Regions from separate parts of the Homo sapiens genome. Here region 2 is linked to region 1. A link is a loop called in an ENCODE intact Hi-C map of the cell type or tissue named here. Cell type or tissue: heart left ventricle. All regions are shown on one strand. Links, peaks and the distances in the headings refer to the core of each region. The heading gives the core; the rest is flanking DNA. Region 1 overlaps HMCN1 (hemicentin 1). Region 2 overlaps HMCN1 (hemicentin 1).

Region 1 (9,789 bases), core at 1,168-9,167:
AAAACCCTCGAATGTTGATCAGCTGAGGATGGATAAATAAGAGTCTTATATGGCTGGATGCAGTGGCTCACGCCTGTAATGCCAGCACTTGGGAGGCCAAGGTGGGAGGACCAGTTGAGGCCAGGAGTCCAAGACCAGCCTGGCAACACAGTGAGACCCTAGTTCTACAAAATATTAAAATAAAAATTTTTAAAAATGATGTAGCCACACAATGGAACACAATTCAGCAATAAAGAAAAAAATATAACATGGATAAACGTCAAGAATGTTCTGCTAAATGGAAATAGCCAGACATAAAAGACCATATATTTTATGATTGCATTTATATGAAAAGTCCAGAAAGGGAAAGTCTATATAGAGATGGAAAATAGACTTGTGGTTGTCTAGGATTAGAGATAAAATCAGGGAATGACTGCAAATGAACATGATGGATCTTTTTGGAGTCATGGAAACACTCTAAAATTAGATTGTGGTGATAGTTGTACAACTCTGTGAATTTTACAAACATTGCATTTTATACTTAAGATGAAAAATACATGGTTTTAAAATTATACACCCAATTAAATCTGTTAAAAAGAAAAGAGTTTTACAATGGGTAAATGAATGTGTCTTCAGGCCTTTAATGTTTGCTTTTTCGGTCTGTTATTCATTTCTTGGTTTTAGTTGTTGCTGGCCTAGAATCCACCATCCATTTTTTCAGACATGACTCTCAGTAGCATCATCAACTCCATCGTCCCAACTTCCCTGCACTTTACCTACTCAGAAGTTTGGATTATGGACAAACTGAACCACGTACATTCTCCACTCTGTATACACTTATACATGCCATTGTCAGTAAATATTCAAGTTATCTGATCTTTATTATTCTCTTAGCAACATTTGCCGATTTTAGTACAGATGCCTTGTGAAGTCTTTTTCTGACTCTTCTTACCTGTGGTTTCACAACTTAATTCTTCTTCTCAAACCCCCAATTTCAAATTGCTACCTTTGTTTTGACCTCTATTTCACAGAAAAGATAGAGACCATCTAGTGTGAACTAATATGAACTCCCTTAACTTCTTGTCTTCATAGTGACAGATATATTTATTTGTAGCACAATTGTCATTCCATACATCCTTACTTGAGTTTGGCAGTGTCTCTCCTCTCTCAAATCCTGCAAATCTTTAGTTCTGCATCAACTTATCTATGTTTTTGTTTTCTTGTGTGTTTTCATGCAGGCCATTGGGTACTGATTGAATACTGAGAGTCACATGAATGCATTGGAGCCAGAAATGTTTGATTTTTCAATGTCAGCTGGACCTCTGTCTCTGCTAAGTCATCCTTTAGATGTTTCTAATTCGCTCCATCTTCTATTTTCCATAGGAGCTATCACAAAAATTTACCCCATCCTAAACTCTCAAACCCTCAGCATATGGCTTTATTTTGCACACAATCTTGACAACCAACCTCCACTTCACCTATACTTATGTTCTTTCTGCCATTTACTCCTGTGATGGACTGAATTGTGTCCTCCCAAAATTCATCTGTCGAAGCCCTACTTCCAAAGTGAGGTTATTTGGGGATAGGGCCTTTAAGGAGGTAATAAAGGTTAAATGCAGTCATAAGGGTGTGGTCCTATGTGAGTAAGACTGGTGTCCCTGTAGAAGAGGAAGAGACATCAGAGATGTGGGGGCACAGAGAGGCCATAGGAAGACAGTGAGAAGGCGGCCATTGTAAGCCAAGGAGCAAGATCTCAGGAAAAACCAAACCTGCCAACACCTTGATCTAGGACTTCCAGCCTCCAGAACTGTGAGTAAATAAATGTTGTTGTCTAAGCCACCCAGTCTGTGGTATTTTGTTATGGCAGCCCTAGAAGACTAAGTCAACTCCTCTTGTTCATCTATTATCCCCCTTTCTATGCTTTAGAGTAAAATCTTTTCATGTCTTTTAGAATATTGCTCTACTCTCTCTTTCCTTTATCTTTAATCACCCTATAGCCTTTGGCTCTTTCTTATATTAAAAACAAAACAGATAGACCCAGTGTTTCCTCTGTCATCAAACATCTCCCCCATTCTTTCACAGTTTGGGAAGAAGGAACCCCTTCCCCCTCTTTCTGGTACCCATTTCCAGTTCTTGCAGCACCTTGTAGCAGATTCCTAGTTGTCTTTTCTTCTTCATAGAACAGAGCATGGAGTTCAACCAAAAAACTATCTTTCTCTGCTTTTCTTCTATCTATTAAGTTCTTGCTCATGAAATATAAATAACAATATTGTGTGGGAATTTCTGAGAAATTTTCTTAAAGGAAAGGGTGTGTCTTACGTCCTTTTGTCCTCCTTACTCTCTGAAATGTGGACTCTTTTCTGCTTCTCTCAGGTGGACTTAGGACTCTGTTCCCTATCTTTCCATTGTACTTTGTACTGACTTCTATTGTAATTACTATAATAATTTATAATTGTTTATTTTTACATATGAATTCTCACTGGGCTATAAATATCTTTAAATGTTTGGATTTCTCATGTTTATCAGTGAGCCCAGCACATAGTAGACATTCAGTCTATACTTTTTGAATAAATAAATGGATGAATGATTGAACCTATGGATTGCTTTGATCATTGTATTAGTCCGTTCTCAAGCTGCTATGAAGAAATACCTGAGATTGGGTAATTTATAAAGGAAAGAAGTTTAATAAACTCTCAGTTCCGCATTGTTGGGTAGGCCTCAAGAGACTTACAATCATGGTGGAAGGCACCTCTTCACAGGGTGGCAAGAGACAGAATGAAAGCCGAGCAAAGGGGGAAGCCCCTTACAAAACCATGAGATCTTGTGAGAACGAATTCTCTATCGTGAGAACAGCATGGGGGAACCACACCCATGATTCAATTATTTCCACCTGGTCCTGCCCTTGACATGTAGGAATTACTAAAATTCAAGGTGAGATATGGGTGGGAACACAGAGCCAAACCATATCAATCATGATAAAGTTTGGGTTTCTTTTTATCTTAATCCATTGATTAGTCAGTCATCCTTGCACTTAGTGTGTGGGGTAAATATTAGTTAGAATGCTCCATGCTAAGAGCAGTGCAGGATAATGGATGAACTGGATTCAAGGCTCTTGCTGTCTAGTAGACAAGAAAATGCATGTGCCAAGCAACCATAATACAAAGCAGAAGGTAAGAAGTGCCAAATGAGAGGTACGGAGATAGACTGACTTAAGAGATGGAAGAGAGACCTTTTGTTTAAAAGATTAGGGAAGACTCTATGGAAGATGTGGCATTAAATAGGGCTTTGAAGATGGCGAGAAATGAGTATGTGGAATTGGAAAGGAGAACATTCTAACATGTAAAAATAGAAGAAAACCTGGATTATGGAAAATGTGTGGTATCATTACATGGAAAACAGGGTACATACAACAGAATTATTATGACATAAATACTGAAAAGGTAAGCTGGGGTCCAGTTATGGGGAAATCTGGGATTACCCTGGATAAGGGGAGCCACTGCAGGTGATTGTTTGTGAGGGCTACAGTGACTCAGGTCTTGAGACCTTCCAGATAAATAACCAACTGATTGTCAGTCTTTCTCTGTGATTTCAGTTGACTTAATCATGACTGTAAAACCTCAACCTCCTGCATAGAGAAGGTGGAGTGCTAAAAACTTTTTTTGACATCACATCTCATTCCTTCAGATTCATCAGAGGAATTCAGAAACTGTTAACAAAATGTTAGACCAAACCCCTAGAGTATGCATAGCTGAACTCCAACAGTTGGTTCTGAAGGATAAGTAATATCTGCAACCACACTAATCTTCAGAGCTGATGTCCCAGTGTATTGGGAGACCTGAGGACTTGAAGGCACTTTGACGAAGCACCAAGCTGAGCAGTATGGTCACCTTCATACTTCAGTGGTAACGGTTGGAAGTAAGCAGATGTTTCTGAACAGATTAAGAGGAGTTTCCTTATTCAGAGTATTGGCAAGTGTTAGGTTTTGTAGTCAGATGGACTTGGGTCCAAATCTTAACTCTGCATCTCCTACTAGTGATGACTCTGCAGCTAGTTATCTAATCTCTGAGCTTCAGCTTCCCTCTCTGTGAAATACTGGCTTATAATCTTTAGTTCGTGGTGTTGTGCCATGCAATGTTTTTCAAATTACCTTTGGTAATTTTTTTTAAGTTCCAATCTGTTTTTTTTTTAAGTTGTAGTCTATTATAGATGGTTACTTTCATAGAATATAATACAAATAACTAGAAAAGTAAAATGAAAAAGATATATAAAATATATGCTTTGTTTCTTTTTTGTTATTGGATTCCACAGACATGAGTCTGGCTGTAGGTCTAGGAGCAATAAGGGGTAATGGGGACAGTTCCAGAGAGGATCATCTGTCTTTTGCAACAGACCTCAAGAGAGGCCATTACAGGTTATTTAGGCAAGGAAGACTAAATTCAGAGAAGAGGGAAAGCTGTTGGCAAGGAAAACATATCAAATTTGGAGTTCAAGGTTTCCAGCTTCATCAGAATCTTCTCATATGTCTCCATCCCAAATTTTAGGGCCATACTTCTTTTTCAATCCATGTCCTAACTTTATCATAAGAGGCATCATGGGGCTGGGAATTTAACTCGCATCGTAATTCAGCCACTCTCAGGATTAGTTTGTGTGTGTGTGTGTGTGTGTGTGTGTGTGTGTGTGTATGTGTGTGTTTGGAAACCTTAGCCCTGCAGTTATAAGAGATAAAGATTTCTTTTGGGTCACCATTCTACTTCATTTCCCTTTTGTGTTGGGAATAAAGCCCTGAGCTCATTATTTTCTTTCTTCAGTGCACTTAGAAGCAAGCAGGCAACCCTATTGTGCTCTCCATTTTCACTAAAATAATCCATGAGAGGAACTGAAACCCACAAACATGGATAGAACCCATGATGGACTAGAACCTGTGCTGGTCTCTGTATGAGTCAGCTCAGCTGCCATCACAAAGTACAAGTGACTGCGCAGCTTATGCAGCAGAAATGTATTTTCTTACAGGTCTGGAGGCTGGGAAGCCCAAGTCAAGGTCTGGCAGGGTTTGGTTTCTGGTGAGCACTCTTTCTGGCTTGCAGGTGGCTGCCTTTTCACTGTGTCATCACATGAGAGAGAGAGATCTCTGGTGTCTCTTCTTATAAGGGCACTAATCCTACCCACCCTTATGACCTCATTTAACCTTAGTTACTCCTTAGGCCTTATCTCCAAATGCAGTCACATTGAGGGTTAGGTCTTCTACGTATACATCTGGGGGAGACAATTCTGTCCATAGCAATCTTTCACCATCTTTAATTTTCCAACTTCAATGATGTAGGTCTCATGCAGGAAAAGCTGGGGTTCTTTGTTACAGGTGTAGACACACATCTAGCTCAGGGATTGTAGAAGATGAAGGATCCAGTGGGAAGTAGAATGGCTGTGGGGCCACCATTGTCCTGATCCACCGAGAGGAGCTAGCAGATAATGATGGGGTCCATGACTTGCAACAGTACCTGGTACCCCTGCAGTGACTTTCCAAGTGTAAAAGCAATGTGGCTGCAGCTTCACTTATACTTTTCAAATCTCATGCTACATGTCTCATGTGGCCTATGCTCTGAAACTTTCAGAGACAGGAAATGTAGTTCCAGCTTACCTAAGCTGACATAGTAGGGAGAAACTAGATCATCTAACACATTTAGGTTATAAAAGGAAAGAAGAATGGAGAGTTATTGATGGAGTGATGTGATCTGATAGGTGTTTTTAAAAGACCAGTCTTGTAGAAAATGGAGTACAGCAGAGCAGGAGTGGCGGAGGAACTTGGGTAGGAGTGCATCATGTGACAATGGTATGCCTAGGATGGTAGCAGGGGAGACGGAGACTTCTATTTTGATGGACTGAATGTGTACATTTTAGGTGGTGAGAAGTTAGTGAATCCCAGGGCTTCAGTTGGGGTGATTAGATGAATGGTAGTACAATTAATATAGTTAGGAAAGACTAGGGTAGGAAAAGGTTTGGAGGATCATTCGGTAGGCATTCAGGTATTCAGCTGTAAATAGAGACAGTCCAACAAATAATTGTTTAAGTAAGGAGATTTTAGACTCAAACGATTACAAGTCCTGGGGTAGTTATTCCAGTGCTGCAGAGTGGTTCAACAAAGTCATATAAAAGGTTTCAGCACCCCCTCCCCCATCCTCTCCCCTCCCCCTCCTTTCTCCTTCCCTTCTCCCTCCCCTCTACCTCCCCTCCCTCCCTCCCTTCCTCCTTCCCTTCTCCCTCCCCTCCTCCTCCCCTCCCTCCCTCCCTCCCTTCCTCCCTTCTCATCCTCAGGGTGGTTGCCCCATTGTTGCAAGATGCTTGGCAAATCTCTGTCCACATTCTGAGTATGGAAAGATTGAAAAACACAGGCCAAACTGGTATGCCACAAAGACTACCCCTTTTAAAGCGATTTCTGCTTACATCTTATTGGACAGAATGGAGTCACATGCCCACTGCAACTAGACAGCTGCTAGAGAGCAGGAGATATGTGGTTGGGGTTTGGATCAACCATATGCTGGATGTGTAAGTCTGAGTGAGTTAGTTAAGGAGCCAAGTGAAAATGTCAGGTAACCAGCCGGACAAATGGGTCTGTATTTTAGGAGTGTCAATCTTTGGCCTACCTGACTCACTCAGATGAACTGAAATGTGAAATGGTAAGTTCTGGTAAATGTGCTGTTATCCTACCCTGCAAAGCATGCTCCTGTGTGCATGTGTGCATTTATGAAGGGAGAGTGGGGCTTGGATATGACTGCCAGCCTAACAGCTAAGTCTGCAGCTGGGTTAATGTAAAGCTTGAGAACAGGTTTTAGAGATGTGGAAGGCTTGCACGTGCTGAGGCCAGCAGCCTACTACAAAACTGGTCAGAGCCTTGACTATCATGTGTGCTCTGAGCTCAGATTGGGCTGTTGTGAATGATAAAAAGATTTATACCCAGTTTGTAGATCAGAGGTAAACTATGACCTGCAGGCTAAATCCAGCCAGATTTTGTAAATAAAGTGTTACTGGAGCACATGTTTATGTGCCATCCACGGCTGCTCTCATGCTAAACAGCAGACTTGAGTAGTAGCCACAGAGACCACATGGCTTAAAGGGCCTAAGATATTTACTGTCTGTATCTTCATAGAAAAAAGTATGTTGACTGTTGGTGTAGATCACACTTCTGTTTAGGTTAATATCGGATTAAGTAATTATACTGTAGGTAGACTTCATTTGGCGTATAAGGGATTGAATGTATGTGAGTCAAAGATTACCCATTAGATCTCTCATTTGCTCTCTTGGTTTCCTTCCTTTGGAGACCTTCCCCTTTCTGCTAGTCATCCTATCTAGTGTATCTGTGGAATTTGCAGGCTCAGAGGACTGTCATAGCAATATACAAGATGAAGGTTTGCTCCTCGCAGCTCTGCTAGATGTCATGAAGGAGGGTTTCCCCACCCTGCCGTGTATCCTAAGGGAACTTTCAGGGTTGGTGATTGATCTCATTGCCTACCTCTGCTCAACCACTGGCATGCTTAAGATAAATTTCAAGGAAATGTTGTCAGAAGTACTTGGTTAAAGTCAAGACTCTGGCTGGATCTTCTGGCTCCCCAAATAGGAATTTCCAAATCAAATACTGTAGTAACCAGAAGTTTGTTCCTACTAATGACTATGCAGTAGCTCGTGTCTGGTCACTGTCCTGTCAATTTCTATGCTTGTAGAATATTGCACAGAGGAAATGAGCAAAACTAATGTGGTTTAATTTTAGAAAGAAGCTCAATGATCAGGGTCAGGTGTTGGAGTTGTTTACCAAAGTACTTAGTTATAAAAATGTCCTTTCTAAGGATTTAGGCATGAAGCAGACGTCTTGACTGTATTACATCAGCATTTCCCCAAGTGTTCAGTGAGATAATGTATTAGGGAAAAAAGATTTGGGATTAAATCTTTCAGAAAATGTTGGCTTGAATAAATTCATCCTGTTCACTGCAGAACTTCTAAAAGTTTCTTTGTTAGTGTCGATAGATAATCTTTAATAGGAGGATATGTTATGTAGTATTTTTCAAACTTGTTTGATCATAGAATGCTTGTGACTAAAAACACCTGTACTAGACTAGTATTCTGTAGAACAGTCTTTGGTAAACACTGATTTAGTCAATCACTTGCCTGACAGCTGGACTATGGAGTGGATATTTTTTTCCAGGTTTCTTTGAATAACGTGTTTCTAGGTTAAAAATCCTTCAATCATAGGTCACAATTAGGCCTTCACTAGTTTAATATCACACAAGATGAATTCACTTGAGATAAGATATAAAAAATGCTGTTTAGGTAGATGAAAAAACTCATGCAGTGGGAGTCATGACAGGGAAGGTATGACATTTCTGCCACTCACTAGCTGTCCTGTCTTAAGGAAGTTACATAAGTTACCTCTGTCCTAGGATCCTGACCTATACAATGTGAGTAATACTACCTCTCTCTCAAGGGGTCTCATGATTGTGTGTCTGTTTACGTGTACGACTTTAAATTTAATCCCTGTTTTAGCTGCAAGGAAACGAATTTTAGGTTCTTCAAAAGGTTATGAAAAAAAGTTGTGAAAATTTATTTAGGCTGATTTTAGTGTAACATTGTTTTTTATAAAATAATTTTATAAAAGAGTCCATCAAGATATTATATAGAAAATGCACACTAAGGTAATATATATACACTTCATAAAAATAGAATACATCTTGGCAATTGCTTAGAGTCTATTACCACCATGTACAGTGTATTGACGTGTAATATTTATGTTAATTTGAACACATGAGATTTTTAAAAAACCAAATCTGTCCCACTGGTATCTTTAAAAATTGCTTTCATTGACAGGAAAATAAACAAAATTCTGGAACGTAAAAGTTATGAAGCTAACTGGATGAAAGTTTATATTAAAATTTTTAAAGTTCCATGCCATGTACAACTGACGTGAGGGCAAAGCAGTCTTTTTTATTATTATTATCATAAGTGGTTCAGCTGATCTCACAAAATCACTGAAAATAATATCCTTGTTCTGAATGTTCAATCAAGATAAGCACCATTTGGGATCAAACAAGCCTTATAGTAGCTGTACTATATTTTATAAAATGAGTGGTGTTTTTCTTCTTAAAAATGAAAATAGGCAAGTCCTATTATAATGTATCAATACTTACAAAAATCTCCGTAAGTTATTTTATAAGCTTTGATCAAAATACTTAGTAACTAATTTTATGATTCTAAAAATAGTCAAATGCTCAAAAACTCTATTTGATTCTGAATTAGTTGTTCTTGTTTTTCGTTGTTTGGTTTGGCTTTCAGGAAAATGATCTTAGGTACTACACTACTGTAAACCATCACTGATATGTCCTGTTAGATGTTCAGAATAATCTTTGGGAAGTAACTGCTCCAGTGTAATAAATAAAATAATAAGGGACTTTTCTAGACCATACTTCAAGATATGACCATGGTGGGATCATGAAAATACCTCAGAAGTACCAAGGAAGGCACACAAAACAGAGTGTAGCACCATTTTCAAGCTGCCAAGATTGCAACTGTTCAAGAGACAGTAATCTGGAAGGGGGCTTGATTGCCATGATTAATGCGGTTTAAATATGTGGAATAGGCTTTGGAGAGTTCCTTAGTATGGATAGGCGGACACAGCTATATAAACTATGAATGTGGTCTGATATTCAATGGTCCCATTGGCACTGTAGGATGAGGCTCGGACCCTCATGCGGTAGGTCTCTGCTTCTCGTAGTGGTCGTGTTGTATACACCACTCCTTTCAGGTTTTCATCCCTCAAGGCAAAAGGAA
Region 2 (9,789 bases), core at 777-8,776, 370 kb after region 1:
CAAGGCTGTGGAGAAATAGGAATGCTTTTACACTGTTGGTGGGAGTGTTCAATCACTGTGGAAGACAGTATGGTGATTCTTCAAGGATCTAGAACCAGAAATACCATTTGACCCAGCAATCCCATTACTGAGTAGATACCCAACGGATTATAAATCATTCTACTATACACATGCACATACATGTTTATTGCAGCACTATTTACAATAACAAATACATGGAATCAACCCAAATGCCCACCAATGATAGACTGGATAAAGAAAATGTGGCACATATACACCATGGAATACTATGCAGCCATAAAAAGGAATGAGATCATGTCCTTTGCAGGGACATGGATGAAGCTACAAGCCATCATCCTTAGCAAACTAACACAGGAATAGAAAACCAAACACCGAATTTTCTCATTCATAAGTGGGAGTTGAACATTGAGAACAAATGGACACAGAGGGGGGAATGACACACCCCACAGCCTGTTGGGGGGTAAGGGGTGAGGGGAGCGAACTTAGAGGACAGACAGGTCAATAGGTGCAGCAAACCACCATGGCGCATGTATACCATATAACAAACCTGCACGTTCTGTACACGTATCCCCCTTTTATTTTTTTTAGAAAAAAAAAATGAAACAAAGTACTGGGGTTACAGGTGTGAGCCACCATGCCCAGGCTTCAATTGTATTTTCTGTATGCTTTGGAGTCTTTTAGAAAATCATCTCTCTCAAGAAATTTAACCATCTTATTCAATTTTTCAAATTGTTCACCTTGAGTTTAGTAAACAAAATCTTTTATGACTAAATTTTCAGCATTTCAAGATAGTTTCCCTATGATCCTTTTTTACATGGTGTATTTGTGTACTGTACATTTTATTTTATTAACTAATAGTTTAGTTTCCCAAAGAAGAAGTACTTCTTTTTATCTCTAATTCATCTATTTCTGCTTTATTACTTCATTTTGCTTTGCATAGGTTAATTTTGTTGTTTTCTTCTTACTTCCTAATTCACTACTCAGAGTACTAAGGGTATACTTTTCTTCTGAGAGTTTTATCTATATCCCATAGATTCTGATATGTCATGTTTATATTACCTTTGTTTTCTAAATTTTAGAAAATTTAGGTTGGGTTTCCTGTTTGACATGAGTTTAAGAGAGATTTTTAAATTTGATGAAGTTTTTAAAAAATTTACCTCCCTTGTTATTAATTTCTAGTTTTATTTCATTGTGATGAGTGCACTTTTCCTTGTGGTGCTGTATAGGATTGACTCTTGTTAACACTCCATGGCTACTTGAAAAGAAGTATTGTGTTTTCAGGAAACAATGTTCTATACATCAGTTAGATGTGTATTAATTATATTAACCAGGTCTTCTATAGATGTAGATATTTCTGTCTTCTATCTGTCATCAACTATGGAAGAAAATTCAAGTCTCTTACTCTAATATGTTTCTATATCTTCTGTTATTGTTTTGTTCTATGAATGTTGATGTTGTTAGTACATAGATACATTTCACTGCTTTATTTTCACTGTGAATGTCTCAATCTTTATAAAGTGTTATTTTTGTTTTGTTTAACATCAAGACCATGACCCTCACTTATTTTAAATTTGCATTTAAAATACATGTATTTACTATGCTTCCACTTTCTTTCCCTGTTTTATCCATTTTTATAAGGCTTATTACTTTTATTATCAGTACAATTTGCATTACAGTCTGTTCTGTTACCCTAATCCCCATATTTTAGTCTTAGTCAAAGAATTGCATAAATCCAATGCTCATGGTTAGTATTTTTGTTGTATACTTTTTAGACACCTCTTGCTTAACTTTTCTTCTAAAAATTTCCTGATATTTCATGTAAACAATATTCCCTAAGTTGTGCGTGTTCAAAATTGTTTGCTATTGCCTCTGTATTTGAACAACATTTTTGCTGGTTATAAAATTCTTGAGTCACACTCAACACATAGATTTTGCTCCATTATTTTCTAGCATTCAGTGTGTTCTAAAGTAGTTCAAGATCACATTAATCTATTTCTCCTACAAGAGACATTCTTCTTGGCCACCCAAGGGAGTCTTTCATTATCTCTGAATTTTACTTGGATATGTTTTTATGTTTATGGCACTGGGGCAATTTCCATTGGATTTAGTATGCCTTTCAACATGTAAATTCAAGTCTTCCTTAACTTAGGGAAATTATCTTAATTTATATCTTTAAATATTTATTTTGTGACATAATTTTCATTTTTATTCGTGACTCCAAAAATGTGCATACTTGATTTCCTTTGCCTGTCTTCTATAGCTACCTACCATTTTCTGTCTAATCTTTTAAAACTCTTAAATTTCTCTTTCATTTTGCTCACTTTCCTCATATTCATCCTCTCTCAAGGTCTTTGCTATATTTCAGCAGTGTTTATTCTTTCTTGTGCTCCTGCCAACTTTTCCTTGATTTCTGTAGTGGTTTTATTTTTCCTGTCCATTTCTTTGAGACCACTGTTCACCTACCATCTCTTCTCTGAGTTCTTTTATTTTTTATTGGCATTCATCCTTCATAAACACACTTATTTCTTTAAAGTTTTGTTTTACTTTATTTTTAAATTTATAGCACAATGTTCAGTAACAATTTTCATCTCTTTCATGGCACACTACTTTGTTTTGTTTAGCTATTATTTTCTCCTGAGCTTTTGGTTTCCCTCTTCATTTCCTCATATTTTTCTTGCAATTTTTTTTCTTTTTTTTTTTTTTTTTGAGATGGAGTCTTGCTCTGTCGCCCAGGCTGGAGTGCAGTGGCATGATCTCGGCTCACTGCAAGCTCTGCCTCCCGGGTTCATGCCATTCTCCTGCCTCAGCCTCCCGAGTAGCTGGGACTACAGGCGCTACCACGCCCAGCCAATTTTTTTTATTTTTAGTAGAGACAAGGTTTCACTGTGTCAGCCAGGATGGTCTCGATCTTCTGACCTCGTGATCCGCCCACCTTGGCCTCCCAAGCAATTTTTTAAAAAAAGATCTTAGGCTAATCCTTTTTGGTATCATATAGTATTGAAACTGGTGAGTTTTTTCTGTACCAGCTATTTGTTGGAAGTTCATGTGGCGAAGGGAATGGAGACATATTCCAGGCTAAGGGCAATTTTTCCTGTGATGTAGGATTTTGATTGTGTATTTATTTCCTTTTTACACTTCCTCAATCAATGGACATGGTAGTTGAGATGGTTTTCTTAATGTAAACTATCCTTTCTCTACTGCAATGAAGACTGGCTGTTTGCTCAACCAATGAAGACTGGTCTATGTTTTCATGTGGTTGGCCCATCTTTTTTACTGCTCAGAACCAACTGGGTCTGAGAAAGTTGGTGCACCTAGTTTGTCCTGTTATAATAATGGAGCTCAGAAATTGCATCTCAGTGTGTATCCCTCATCTTCATAAATGGCTGTCTCGTAGCTGCACAGCTGTTGCACTGCCTCCACTGTTTTCCATCTCCTCATCCTAATCTACAACGTCTACTGCCTTGGGAAGACATTCCTCCTTTGGGAGGATCTGGAGTTTAGCAGTCTTTTAGCATCACCAAATATGGTTGTTTAAATTTCTGTTTTTCATTTACCTTGTTGCTTTGGATAATTTCTGCGAAGATGAGGTGATAATGTGACTTTAAACTACCACATTCAAATCAGACATTCTATCCTAAATTCTTTAATTTTTGTCTTAATCGAATATCCTCAAAATCCATGTTTTATACATTCAGGAATTGAATTGGAAATACAAGGAAACAATAATAACCATCTACTTTGTGTCTGGCACTGTAAAACACATAAAACTACTTTATTGTATATGCCTCAAAATAGCCCTGCAAGTTGGGTATTATCTTCATTTTACAAATGAATAGCACAGCCCAGATTTGTCTTTACTCTGAACCCCACTCAAATAAATTCTCATTCTCCCAAGATAACTTTTAAATATTTAGTTTTTATAGAAACAAAATAATCCCTGATTAGATTGTATTATTTCTTTGTTTTGGAATCTAAATTTCTTTCGTCTCCTCCAAATACTTTTTTAAACCACTAGTAATATGTAAGAGAAAAACCTTTTAGAACAGAAATGGTTGCATGCTATTAAACAAGAACTGGATTTCCTAAGCTGTAAAACCACAAAGCCCAACATAACACAATCAATATGCTGTTTGGTTTTGTCCCCTAAGCAACTGGCCAAACACTACCATAAATTTGCCTGCCAATGAATTTGACAAAGATGAAGAATGTTGATCTACCCCCTACCTAAAATGTAAACTTTGAATAAAGGTAACATAAATATAATGACAAACAGACAAGAATTCAAGTGACAAACAATTTGAGAGTAAGATTACAAATTCTTTGTTTTGGGCAGAATTGATTATCATTATTTCATGTACTTTTTGAGCTTGCTACATTTATGAAAACTCCAGACACACAATATTTCAGACACATTTACAAATAGAAGTTAGCACTTGCTACCATACTTTCTTGGCATCCGAAACGAAGAAAGCACTGCACAAATCATTCCTTCTTTCAAAATAAAGTTTTATTAAATTTTTTAAAAGTTACCCCCTAAATACAGCACTAAAACCAGACATAATAGAAAAAGCACTGAATTTAAAGTGAAGACCTTTGCTATTATACTACTTCTACATTATTAGTGGTGTGAATTTGGACAAGTTACTTAACTCTCAGCTTTGGTGTATGCTTTGTGTAAAATACACTTGGAAGTACCCCTCCTCAGCGTTTCTGTTTGGCTAATATCTGTGTAAACAACTAGCATAGTTCCTAACACATAGATGTTCAATAAGTATTTATTGAGTCTTAACAACATTCTGAACAATTTCTTGTTTTTACTTTCTATTATATTAAAATCTAATATAATGATGGCAATAAAACTCTTTCCTTAAGGAGTACATCAGCCATTATAGTAATCATTAGATATCAATGCTCCACTTATTTCTTTCTCTATCTTTGGCCGCAATAATAGAGTTAACCTTAGTGTTAACTCTTGCTCAGAAAGATTTCTATACTATTTTAGTGTTTTAACAAAATAAATATATTGCTCTGATGGAATAAAAAAGTTTGAAAAAACCACAGGCTATCGAATAAAACAATCATGAATACCAGTTCTGGTTTTGCTAGTTACTATGGCAAGTTATTTAATCTCTCTGAACCTCAGTTTCTTTATCTGTAAGATTCTGACAGATTGCTTAGAATTGAATGGTACAGAGTATGTAAAGTAATACATATAGTAGACATGCAATAAAAGTGAGCCCCTTCCCCATGAAAACTCCAAAAGTCTTCATAGTTTCAATTGTGGTTATGCCTACAACCAATATAGTGTCCATTCTCCCCGATAATCTAACCAGAGCTTAGCGTAGGATATTAATACCTGAGTGTTTATTAGTATCTTATCAGAAGGCATTGTGTAGCTTGCAGAGAGGGTATATTTACAGGGTTACACAATTTGAGAATTCTCTGACCCCAAAAAGCCTATGATTTAGTCAGAAGGTAAACATAACAAATTAATGACAAACAGACTGTGTGAGATACGTGTGGTACAAACAAAGCCACAAGAGTTTAGAGAAAGAGGAGATTGCTTTTGTCTGGGTTAATAAGTTTAGTGGTTATACACATAGCCTTTGAAGGAGACAGCTTGAGCTCCAATCTTGTTTAACCACTTACTAGCATCTTAAACCATTTGGGCAACTCTTTTAGCCTCAGATTCCTCATCTTTAGAAGAGACCTTGTCAGGGTTATTCAGAGTATTAAACAAGCTGAAGCATAAAGCCAAGTACTCAGGACATGTGAGTTAACAAAAATATCCTATCATCTAAGTCTCACAGTAAGCACAGAATATTTTTAAATAGACTCCCATTTCTATCAGAAATATGCCATGTCAGTTCCCCATAGAATGGTGATGATGGTGACAAAATAAACAAACAAAAATCTACTTGCTGTTAGTTCCAAAGTGCTCAGATATGTTTGAAATAAATAAAAAGTAGAAATAGTCGCACATTAGAAAAGCAACACAAATATAACACACTTGACTGCGCTATGAACCTAGGTAATTTAATTATTCATTTCTAGAAGTCTGTATTGTTTCAGTTCTGAATTCAAAATGCTGCTTCTTGTTTAAATTTTAGTTCTTAAGTTATAAATAAAAAGAAATAAGGAAAGACACACAGGTCCTTTGGGTGGTTTATTTTTCCAGAACAGGATATTGTATTTCATGTCTATCTTCTGGCATTCAGTCATGTGAACAGCTCAGTGGAGCTGACTTGGATTTCACTAAAACCACAAAGCCAAGAGATGGCCACTTGGGAAGCTCATGACCGACTGGTCATGAAAATAAGCATCTTTGTCAGAAGTCTGTAGTAAACTGAGGCAACATCAAACTTGCAGTCAATTGAGACATCCAAATCAAAAATAACAAAAAAAATCTGTCAGTATTTATTACCATGAAATTAACATTATTTACACTTTACCTTAAACACCAAAGAACAATTTTTTTATATGTTGCCTACACTTTCACAGTTGTTTTACATGTTTGCCTTGTATATTACAGAAAGCTCATGAAAATATCAGCATATAAATATTTAAAATTTTGCTGGTGATTATGAAAAAGAACTATCTTTTTCCAGAAAATGATCTTTCTCAAGAACGCATTGCTCTGGAGAAATTATCACATCTATTCAAAATTTCCAGTTTAGAGGGAATAAATCATTTAATAGTCAGTAGGAGTTAATGAAATAAATTTGGGTCCATATGTGACATTTTACCAATAATGTTATTGGTATTCATTCCTTAGAGAAATACTCATGATATAATGTCTGAAAAAAGTAAAATGTAAAATATCCCATATAACTTTCATTTGAAACAAAAAAAGAGTGAGATAAGTTAAAGGAAGGGAGAGTGAAAGAGGAGATGAGTGAAATATATCAAATTTTAACAGTGAGATTGTTCAAATTTTGCTAATTTTGTTTTGTTATTTATATTTTATATAGTTTCTAAGTTTTCTAAAAGGAGCATCAACAAACAAAAAATCCTGAATCTGAAGTATTATCAGTCAAATAAGATACTTCCTGCCCAAAACAGGGATGTTTTCCTGAGAAAAACACTATCAATTTTTAAAATACAAAGTCATAAATGAGAAAACCTATATTCTCAGCAAAACTACTTACTTTGGATGCATTAACTCCTGCCAGGCAACTACTTTGCCCTTGAATCTCACTAAAATTGATATTCAACAAAATAATAATAGAAAAAATTTTAAATTTAACCTTTTATTTCAAAACATTTACTGGCAGCCAGAATGCGCTCTTAGAAGTCATAGTAGACTTAATCAAGTACTTTAATGTAGCTGTGTGAGGAAGGAGTTGATTTAATTTACATTAACATTATCAAACCCTTCAAGTTAGTATAAGAATGTTGATCAGGCAGGCAGGAGCTAGAACACTCAGTTTGGGTGTTTTGGGGGCCTCTCAGTTTCCTGGAAAGATGGAGAACATAAAGCTTATTTTATGTTTTAAGACTGTTTTTTCAGAGAAGTTTTAGGTTCAGAACAAAACTGGGATGAAGGAACAGAGATTCCCATGTACCTCCTGCCCACCCCGCCCCACAACCTCCGCCATTATCAACATCCCCCACCAGAGTGGTACATTTGTTACAACTGATGAACCTACATTGACACATCATTATCAACTAGTCTATTGTTTTCCTTAGGGCTCCCCCTCTTGGTGTTGTACACTGTATGGGTTTGGACAAATGTATAGTGACATATACCTACCATTATATTACCACATGGAGTAATTTCACTGCCCCAAGAATCCTCTGTGCTCCACCTGTTCATTCCTCTCAAACCCTGGCAACCACTGATCTTTTCACCGTCTCCACAGTTTTCCCTTTTCCCAAAGATTATGTAGTTGGAATCATACAGTACATAGCCTTTTCAGATTGGCTTCTTTCACTTAGCAATATTCATTTGAGGTTCTTCTATTGTTGTAAAGCTTTTTTTTTTTTTTTTAAAGCAAAGCAATCAACAGGTAATAGCTTTATTTCCCAGGGCAAAGCACACTATCTCTCATGCCTGCAGAGTCACCACTGCTTGCCAAGGCAATTCCCCATGCCAGCTTTCTCCTTGGCTTTACTGAGCCTTTTTTCAAGTTGACCAAGCAGAAGAGAACCATGAGCAGGCCTTGCTCTAAAGTCTTCCTTGGCTCAAAAAGTAAGATACAAGACTGGCTCCATACCTCTCAGCAAGTCTAAAAAAGCAGAGCCAGACCAGAGCTGAAACATAGTATACAAGTACATGAGTATAATTGTCATCAGACTTTCATATATGTGATATATGAATTACATTTTAAGAGTTACATGATTTAATTCCAAGAGTTACAAGCTAGTGATAAGAAATTGGCCATCACTGTTGGCAACTCAGTAGAGATTATAATATGCTACCCTTAAGCTTAGTCATCATCTATTATTATATGACAGAATACGAGTATGAGTTTCCTAAACCTTTCTACCAATAAGACAATTCATTTCCCTTGCATCAAACATATGTCAACAACTAATGACATATAATTATTCTCTTTAAACAAGATAAATCAAAATTTAGAGCTAACTTCTTCAGAATTCCTCTCAATGTATGTACCTTAAGTTATACCAAAGAATGCAATCCTTTATACTGGTGGTCTTTACAGAGAGGTGCACATGTACCAAAAAGGTACACAATAATATCTGTATGAAGACATTTGTGCTCTTATTGACTTATCTCAACCATCTCTAAGCTTTTGCTTTAAAGTTGACAAAATATATTACAGCAATAGTACATCCTGTGACTTATAAGCATATATATAGATATATATATATTACATGTACATATATATATATTACAGGTACATAATGTTTTCATCAATAAAGGTGTCTGATTTCTAAATGTTTAAAATTAGATGATTAGAACTCATCAAGAAAATGTCTCTATTCAAAATCCACATATTAAAATGAGTGTTCTAATATCTACATAAGCAAATATCTTCATCCATCTGAAGGCAGTAGAGGTAGATGGTCCATTTCACTTGTAGTTTATGGCAAGCGCTTTGCAGACATAAAATATTGCTATACACCACTAAAATATTACATATTCTATTGACATTGTTTCCCATAAAGTACTCTCTGATGACAGATGCTTTTAGCGAATGGCCTTCAGCTTGATTTTAATCATACCAATCCTCTAAATCTCAAAGCTTTAAAGACTAATATGCACCACAAGTTTAAATATATTTTAGACTGTTTAAAAATTTACTATGTATAACCTTATTTGAGTACAAGAAAACAATTTTATGTTCAGAGGAAGATTAATCTGAGATTGAAATCACTAGGAACCATGTCTTTCACTTACTTCTATTATAAATAGTTTGAGCAAGATTGATTGATGAACTATTCTACCAACTAAAAACATTATTCGGGGCTGTCTCAGCTTCTTATTTTGAAGACCCAGTTTTAAAAAAAACATGAATGAGGAACGCCTTAGGTAATAAAATGGATACAGCAAAATCCAATCTCAAATACTCTATGACCTGATAGCTTTAATGCCCTTGTATAACAAATATGGAGTTGGTATCCTTCAGTGAAGTGGTCCAGAAGAAATGAAAAAGGCTAATCTATTTGGGATCCATGTTTCTTGGAGGATAAAGACAAAGTAACCTCAGAGATTACTTTGTGTAGTTATGTGTATTTACTGGGCATATATCATTTTAATTCTTATGAAAAACATATTTAGACACTTTCTCCTGCTGACAGTTC

The links. Hi-C counts contacts between places; a loop is a spot of excess contacts. Peaks named below come from ENCODE experiments on the same cell type or tissue, not always from the same donor. Only the 100,000 strongest peaks of a DNase experiment are listed, where the experiment ranks them.
Region 2: it touches region 1 in a loop (2.2-fold over the local background); 3 of 110 quality-filtered maps call a loop at or near these places.

The regions. Positions count from the first base shown.
Region 1 is chr1:186,189,703-186,199,491 of GRCh38, reverse strand. It overlaps HMCN1 (hemicentin 1), which reads right to left. Exons shown (of 107, transcript NM_031935.3): 107 at 8,543-9,789. The coding sequence ends at 9,614. Among named protein-coding and RNA genes, the nearest start is that of PRG4, 100 kb to the left of the region's middle. In heart left ventricle, for the core only: no CTCF peak of the experiment used is centred there; no DNase peak of the experiment used is centred there.
Region 2 is chr1:185,820,110-185,829,898 of GRCh38, reverse strand. All of the region lies in intron 1 of HMCN1 (hemicentin 1), which reads right to left. Among named protein-coding and RNA genes, the nearest start is that of HMCN1, 91 kb to the right of the region's middle. RefSeq lists a silencer at 6,175-6,375. In heart left ventricle, for the core only: no CTCF peak of the experiment used is centred there; no DNase peak of the experiment used is centred there; H3K27ac peaks cover 469 bases.